Regions from separate parts of the Homo sapiens genome. Here region 2 is linked to region 1. Evidence: chromatin loops called from intact Hi-C (ENCODE). Cell type or tissue: Calu3. All regions are shown on one strand. Each heading gives the region's core, and the rest is flanking DNA. Links, peaks and the distances in the headings are about the cores only. Region 1 overlaps STEAP1B (STEAP family member 1B). Region 2 overlaps RAPGEF5 (Rap guanine nucleotide exchange factor 5).

What was found. Hi-C counts contacts between places; a loop is a spot of excess contacts. Peaks named below come from ENCODE experiments on the same cell type or tissue, not always from the same donor. Only the 100,000 strongest peaks of a DNase experiment are listed, where the experiment ranks them.
Region 2: a loop joins it to region 1, with 2.4 times the contacts of the local background. A loop is called at or near these places in 1 of 110 quality-filtered maps.

Annotation. Positions count from the first base shown.
Region 1 is chr7:22,450,599-22,453,514 of GRCh38, reverse strand. All of the region lies in intron 4 of STEAP1B (STEAP family member 1B), which reads left to right. Among named protein-coding and RNA genes, the nearest start is that of STEAP1B, 48 kb to the left of the region's middle. In Calu3, for the core only: a CTCF peak has its summit at 1,131 (motif pointing right); a DNase peak (open chromatin) is centred at 1,104.
Region 2 is chr7:22,268,393-22,271,308 of GRCh38, reverse strand. The region is part of intron 6 of RAPGEF5 (Rap guanine nucleotide exchange factor 5); the gene reads left to right. Among named protein-coding and RNA genes, the nearest start is that of RAPGEF5, 87 kb to the left of the region's middle. In Calu3, for the core only: no CTCF peak of the experiment used is centred there; a DNase peak (open chromatin) is centred at 1,118.

The DNA of each region.
Region 1 (2,916 bases), core at 107-2,606:
GAGCTGTGTAGACTAGAGCTGCCCTAACAGATTCCCTTGGTCCTTTCCATCTCAACGACATGAATATGGTACTTTACAACCTCCCTGAGGCCAATGACTGCAAAGGGGTCTCTGTAGAGTTCAGGGGGAAATGCTGAGGGAGGCAGTAAGAAACTGAGTGATTTTTCTCATGCACATAGCACAGTTGGTGCTGGAAATGGAAATGCCTCAGCCTTCTACCCTAAGCCAGTGTACTTTCTGCACATCATGAGACCTTTCAGAAGGCTTCTTTCTAAAGATGGTTGAGATGGGTAATGGAGTGTTTTATAGACTATGGCAGAGAGTTTCATACGAGGAAAGCCAACAGAATGATTTTTGAAATAAAATCCTGTCGCAGTTGGTTGGCACTGACACGAATTTTTTAAAATAATGTCTTCCTGACTGCAGTGAGAAAGACTGCAGGGGAGTTGGTGGAAGGGGGAACATGTGCCAATCTGGGGGCTGTATGAAATTGTTTCACTTCAAAACAGAGCAGAAATATGAGAAATCAAAATAGTTTATCCCCTGTTCCCTGCCTTCCTACTCTTCTTGGGCAGGATTCAAAGGAGAAAAAGCTCAGCAAAAAAGCAATCTCCAGGGACTGGTATTGGGATTAGCAACTGCCAGGAAGACAAATAATTCTCACCTTAGAAATCCTGGTTGTTCTTCCTGAACACGTGAGAAAACGGGCTCCCTGTGCTTGCATAGAAAAGTGAAGATTTCTCGAGCTTGGGGTAAGATTCTCAGCCCTGGGCATCACTGCAAGGGAACCATGTAGTTCCTGCTTACTCTGCAGTTTTTACCCCGAGACTGAAGGAGTTCGCTCAGGACCCAGCCTATCAATCTATTGATTTGGGGAGAGGAGAGAGTAAAAGTCATTTATCCTTTCTCTGTAATCCTTTAACTGTACTTTTCTCTTGACGTTTGTTCCAGTTGTTAATTTATTGCCTTGCAGCTCCAAACCGTCCTTTTTGTCTTGCTTTGTGATCCTGAAGCTAGAATCTGCACATTACCGCATTACCGGCTCTTCTTTGACCGGCGGGTTTGGGTTTGGTGTATGGCGCGGGGAGGGGGGGGATTGTCTGCCAATAGAGGGCGCTGCAGGGAGCCTGCAAAGCTGAAAGGAAGGGAGGGGTCACTTTCTTTCCGTTTCTCACACAAATATGAGCAAATTGGAGTGTGGAGGGTCTCAGGAGCGTTCATTTCAGTGGTGACAGTTCTCAGGGTGCTGTGACGAGCACCCTCTGGCAGCCTGTTTCTTCTTTCCTGCAGTAGCCACGCCCTCGCTTCCAGAGTCTTTCCTTACTTACCTTTCCCTCAGTCAAGGGTGGTAGCAGCCTTCTGTAATTTCTACCTCAATTATATCTTAAACTTTTCCTTTATGCTTTTTAGGAGTTAATCATCCTTTGTCTGGTTATCAGTTCTTTATACTGGATTTCCCCTGTTTAAATTACTAATGAATCCCAGTGAAGAAAAGCCTGGGACCCAATGGCTTCACTGCTGAATTCTACCAAACATTTAAAGAACCACTAATACCAATCCTACTCAAACTAATGCAAAAAATAGAGAAGGAGTGTACTTCCAAACTCGTTCTAAGAGGCCAGTATTACTCTGATACTAAAACCAGACAAAGATACATTTTTAAAAAACCACAAAACACTACAGGCCAATACCTATGAATATTGCTGCAAAAATCCTCAACAAAATAATAGCAAACCAAATTCAACAATATATTAGAAAAATCATTTGTCATGACCAAGTGGGATTTATCCCTGGGATGCAAGGATTGTTCAACATACACAAATCAATCAATATGATACATCAACAGAATGAAGGATAAAAACCATATCATTTCAATTGATGCTGAAAAATTATTTGATAAAATTCAACATGCCTTCACGATAAAAGTCCTCAAAATACTGGAGATAAAATATACCTCAACATAAAAAAAGCCACGTGACAGACCAACAGCTATATTATATTAAATGGGGAAAAACAAAACCTTTTCTCTAAGATCTGGAACATGACAAGGATGCCCACTTTCATCACTGTTATTCAACGTCATACTGGAAGTCCTAGCTAGAGCAATCGGATAAAGAAAGGGCATCCAAATTGGAAAGACAAAAGTCAAACTATCCTTGTTTGCAGATGATGTGATCTTTTATTTGGAAAAACCTAAAGACTTCACAAAAAAAAAACTATTAAAACTGATAAATTCAGTAAAGCTGTAGGATACAAAATCAACATACAAAATGCCAACAATGAACAATCTGAAAAAGTAATTTTCTTTTCTTTTTTTTTTTTGAGACAGAATCTCTGTCGCCCATGCTGGAGTACAGTGACGCAATCTCAGCTCACTGCAATCTCTGCCTCCTGGGTTTAAACAATTCTTGTGCCTCAGCCTCCTGAGTAGCTGGGATTACAGGTATGTGCCACCACACCTGGCTAATTTTTTTGCATTTGTAGTGGAGACAAGGTTTCACCATGTTAGCCAGGCTGGTCTTGAACTCCTGACCTCAGGTGATCTGCCTACCTTGGCCTCCCAAAGTGCTGGGATTGCAAGCATGAGCCACTGTGCCGGGCCCCCATTTTCAGTAGTCACAAAATTAAATATCTAGGAATTAACCAAAGAAGTGAAAGATCTTTATAATGAAAACTGTAAAACACTGATGAAAGAAATTGAGGAGGACACCCCAAAATAGAAAAATATTCAATGTTCATGGATAGGAATAATCAATATTGTTAAAATGTCCATACTACCCAAAGCAGTGTACAGATTTAATTTAATCTCTATCAAAATACCAATGACATTCTTCACAGAAATAGAAATAAACTAAAATTTATATGGAACCACAAAAGACCCATGGCCAAAGCCATCCTAAGCAAAAAAAAAAAAAC
Region 2 (2,916 bases), core at 88-2,587, 180 kb after region 1:
GCAGTGATTTCTCACCCTGGATGCAATAGAATCACCTAGGAATCTTGGAAACAACAATGCACACTGATGCCTGGTTCAATCCCGAGATTCTGATTTAGTTGGGGCCTAAATATCAGTATTTTTTTTAAACCTCTCCAAATGATTCTAATGTGCAGTCAAGTTTGAGAACTGCTGAACTAGATGAAAACTCAAGCTATTTAAAGAAAGCATTTCCCAGTAAGTAGACCAAAAGTAGTGACCAAATAGCAATTGGGAAAGAAGAAACATGAGAAAAAGATGAGGGAGGGAAACTTTAATGTAACACTAGTAGAGGTTTACAGTCCCTTATTCACAGTCCTACATTAGAAAAACTCTGAAAAACAAAAGTTCTTCATAACTAACTTGGTGGCAAAATCCAACCAAAACTGAACATATTTGGTGGCAAAACTCTAGGCTTTTTCTAGTCTTCCTTTATCCCATTTGATTTGAATAGTAATGCATTTCATGGAAGAAATATTAATGTATCTGACTACAAGTTGCTGCCCCAGACCTCACTGAAGATACCTTTCTGAAATTTGTAAAATTTTGAATTCTGAAATACATCTAGTCCCAGGGAGTTCTGAAAAGGAGTTAAGGATTATAGTAGGGAAGGGTTATGACAGGAAAAGCCAAGCTAATAATTTACTGTTTCTGTCAGATTAAGAACAATGCATTTTTTTCTAATGACCTAGGCAGTGGTTTTGTATCCTCATTGGATAAAAACCATGGCCAGTATCAGAACATGGTTCTACTACATTTGGTACATTTCTCAAGCCTAACCCAACAGTGGCTCTATTTCAGGCATGGTGAGAGGAACTCAGGTTAGCCAACAACACAGTTAGATTACAGTAGAAAAATCATCATTGTCTTATAAAAGACTCTTCAGCATAACAAATGACTCCAGAATCTACAGATTTGAAACAACGTGTATTTATTATGTTGGTACCGGGTCTGTCTCACAGACTGTGGCAGATGGATGAAATGAGTACTCAGACACAGGTAAGCAGTGTGAGAGCACCTAGGTGACTGCCTGGCTCTAGTGGCCAGAGAGCAGCCCTGAGAAGCTGGAGCTGCTTGCTTTTATTCAGTGCAGGCACAGTGCCAAAAACCTGGAGCCAACACTACCTGTAGGTAATTAACATTCATTGTTCGCCTTTCAGGGAATGTCAGGTGTACATAGATGATCAAAGGTCAGTTCCTGGTCAACACAAGTAAGCAAGCTTGTTTAAGATAAATTCCCCCACATTCTTTTGTACCTACTCCTTGCCCTCTGCCTCAGTTTTATAGAACAGCTGCCTTCACCTGTTCTCCTCCGGGGCTCTGCAGAACCTTTCGACCTTTCAGAAGGTTTGTGTCCTTTCCCTATAGTTTTTCCCACCAATCTGACTGATCCCCCACATGTTAGGAGTTGGGAAGCACCTTAGCTAGGTAGTTCCTGCTCAGGGTGTCTCAGGAGGTTGTGGTCAGAATGTCAGCCAGAGCCTCAGTTATTTGAAGGCTCAACTGGCACTGGAGTATGACATTTCTTTTCCAGTGCCAACAGGTCCCTTATTAACACACAAAGAAAAGTGTAGTCCCTGTTTGTGTAATTGCTCAGAGTTTTAGTTTTCAATTCAGTTTCATATAAACCTAACAATTATTTGCAAAGGCCAGCTTTGAATCCTTCTAACATGTTCTGAAGATTTCTGCTGGGAGTAACTTATGATGGGAATGCCTTCTCTGAATTTTCATTGTCCTCCCTCGGGAAGTTTTTTCTCTCCCCTCGGTCCTTTCTGTGTTTTCTCCTTCTGTCTTTGTATAAATAGGGTTGTCTCTTCAACCACCTCTTGTGGGCTAATGAGTGAGTGTCAATTGCCCAGGATAATGTGAAGAAAAGGCAAACAGGTCCCTGCCTCAGTGGAGTTTCCAGCCAAAATATAGGCATTAGTCACACAACTTTAAATGATTGATTGCTAGGTCATTTAAAAAAACAAAAAAGAACTGTGAAGATGCTGTAGCAGCATGAAAGGGATCTTACCCAGTGTGTGGTCTGCTTGATCAGCACTTTCCCCTTTGCGTCTTGTAGGAAGACTAACCTATCTTTGGGTTTCTTTTTTTTTTTTTTTTTTTTGTCAAAAACTTTTTCCCTCCCAATGCAGAAACACGGAAGCTATCGTACATCCTCCTTTGCATAAAATACTCGTATCCTCCCATGGCAGAGGTTCAGTTGATGTAGTGTAGTACAGTACAGTAATCTCATTTATTTTATGTAAAAAAGCAGCCTAGGTTCTAAGTTGAACTGTGAAGTTCTTCATGCCTTTCTCACTGCCTGTCTCTCACCCTCCCAAGTGCCCCGGAAATGCTCCATTTTTTGCTCGCTCATCTCATTCTTTCCTTTCTTTCTCTGTCAACTCTTTGAAAAGCTGTAGTGTTATACAGTGGTGGGAATATAATCCTTTCCTTTTCTGAGCTGTTTCTATTTTGGGCATCATTTTCTAATTGGAAAAGGAAAAACTGAGAATCCCATAAAGGGAATTCAGGTGTGGAAAATTAAAAGAGGAAGCTGGAGATGACTGGTTTCGATCCGTTGTGAGCAAATTAAGTGATCCACCTCGTGCATGATTTTCCATCTCTGCCTTCTCCCTGTGTGTGTGCCACAGTGGGGTTTTCCCTGGGAGATCATAGAATCTAGAAACCATTGACAAGACCCTTGTGAATGTTTATAATCTGCCTCTTTGTCCCAACTCCAAATATTTGTGACACTGTGAATGAAGAAAATCCTAAAAAGAACTGGTAATACTACAATAAACCTTACAAACAATTTAAAATATGTAAAATATGCAGTAATTGATATTTTTACTTCGATGCTTTTTAAATTTATTTGAGTATGCATACCAGTACTTACGAAGGTTTTCTTGT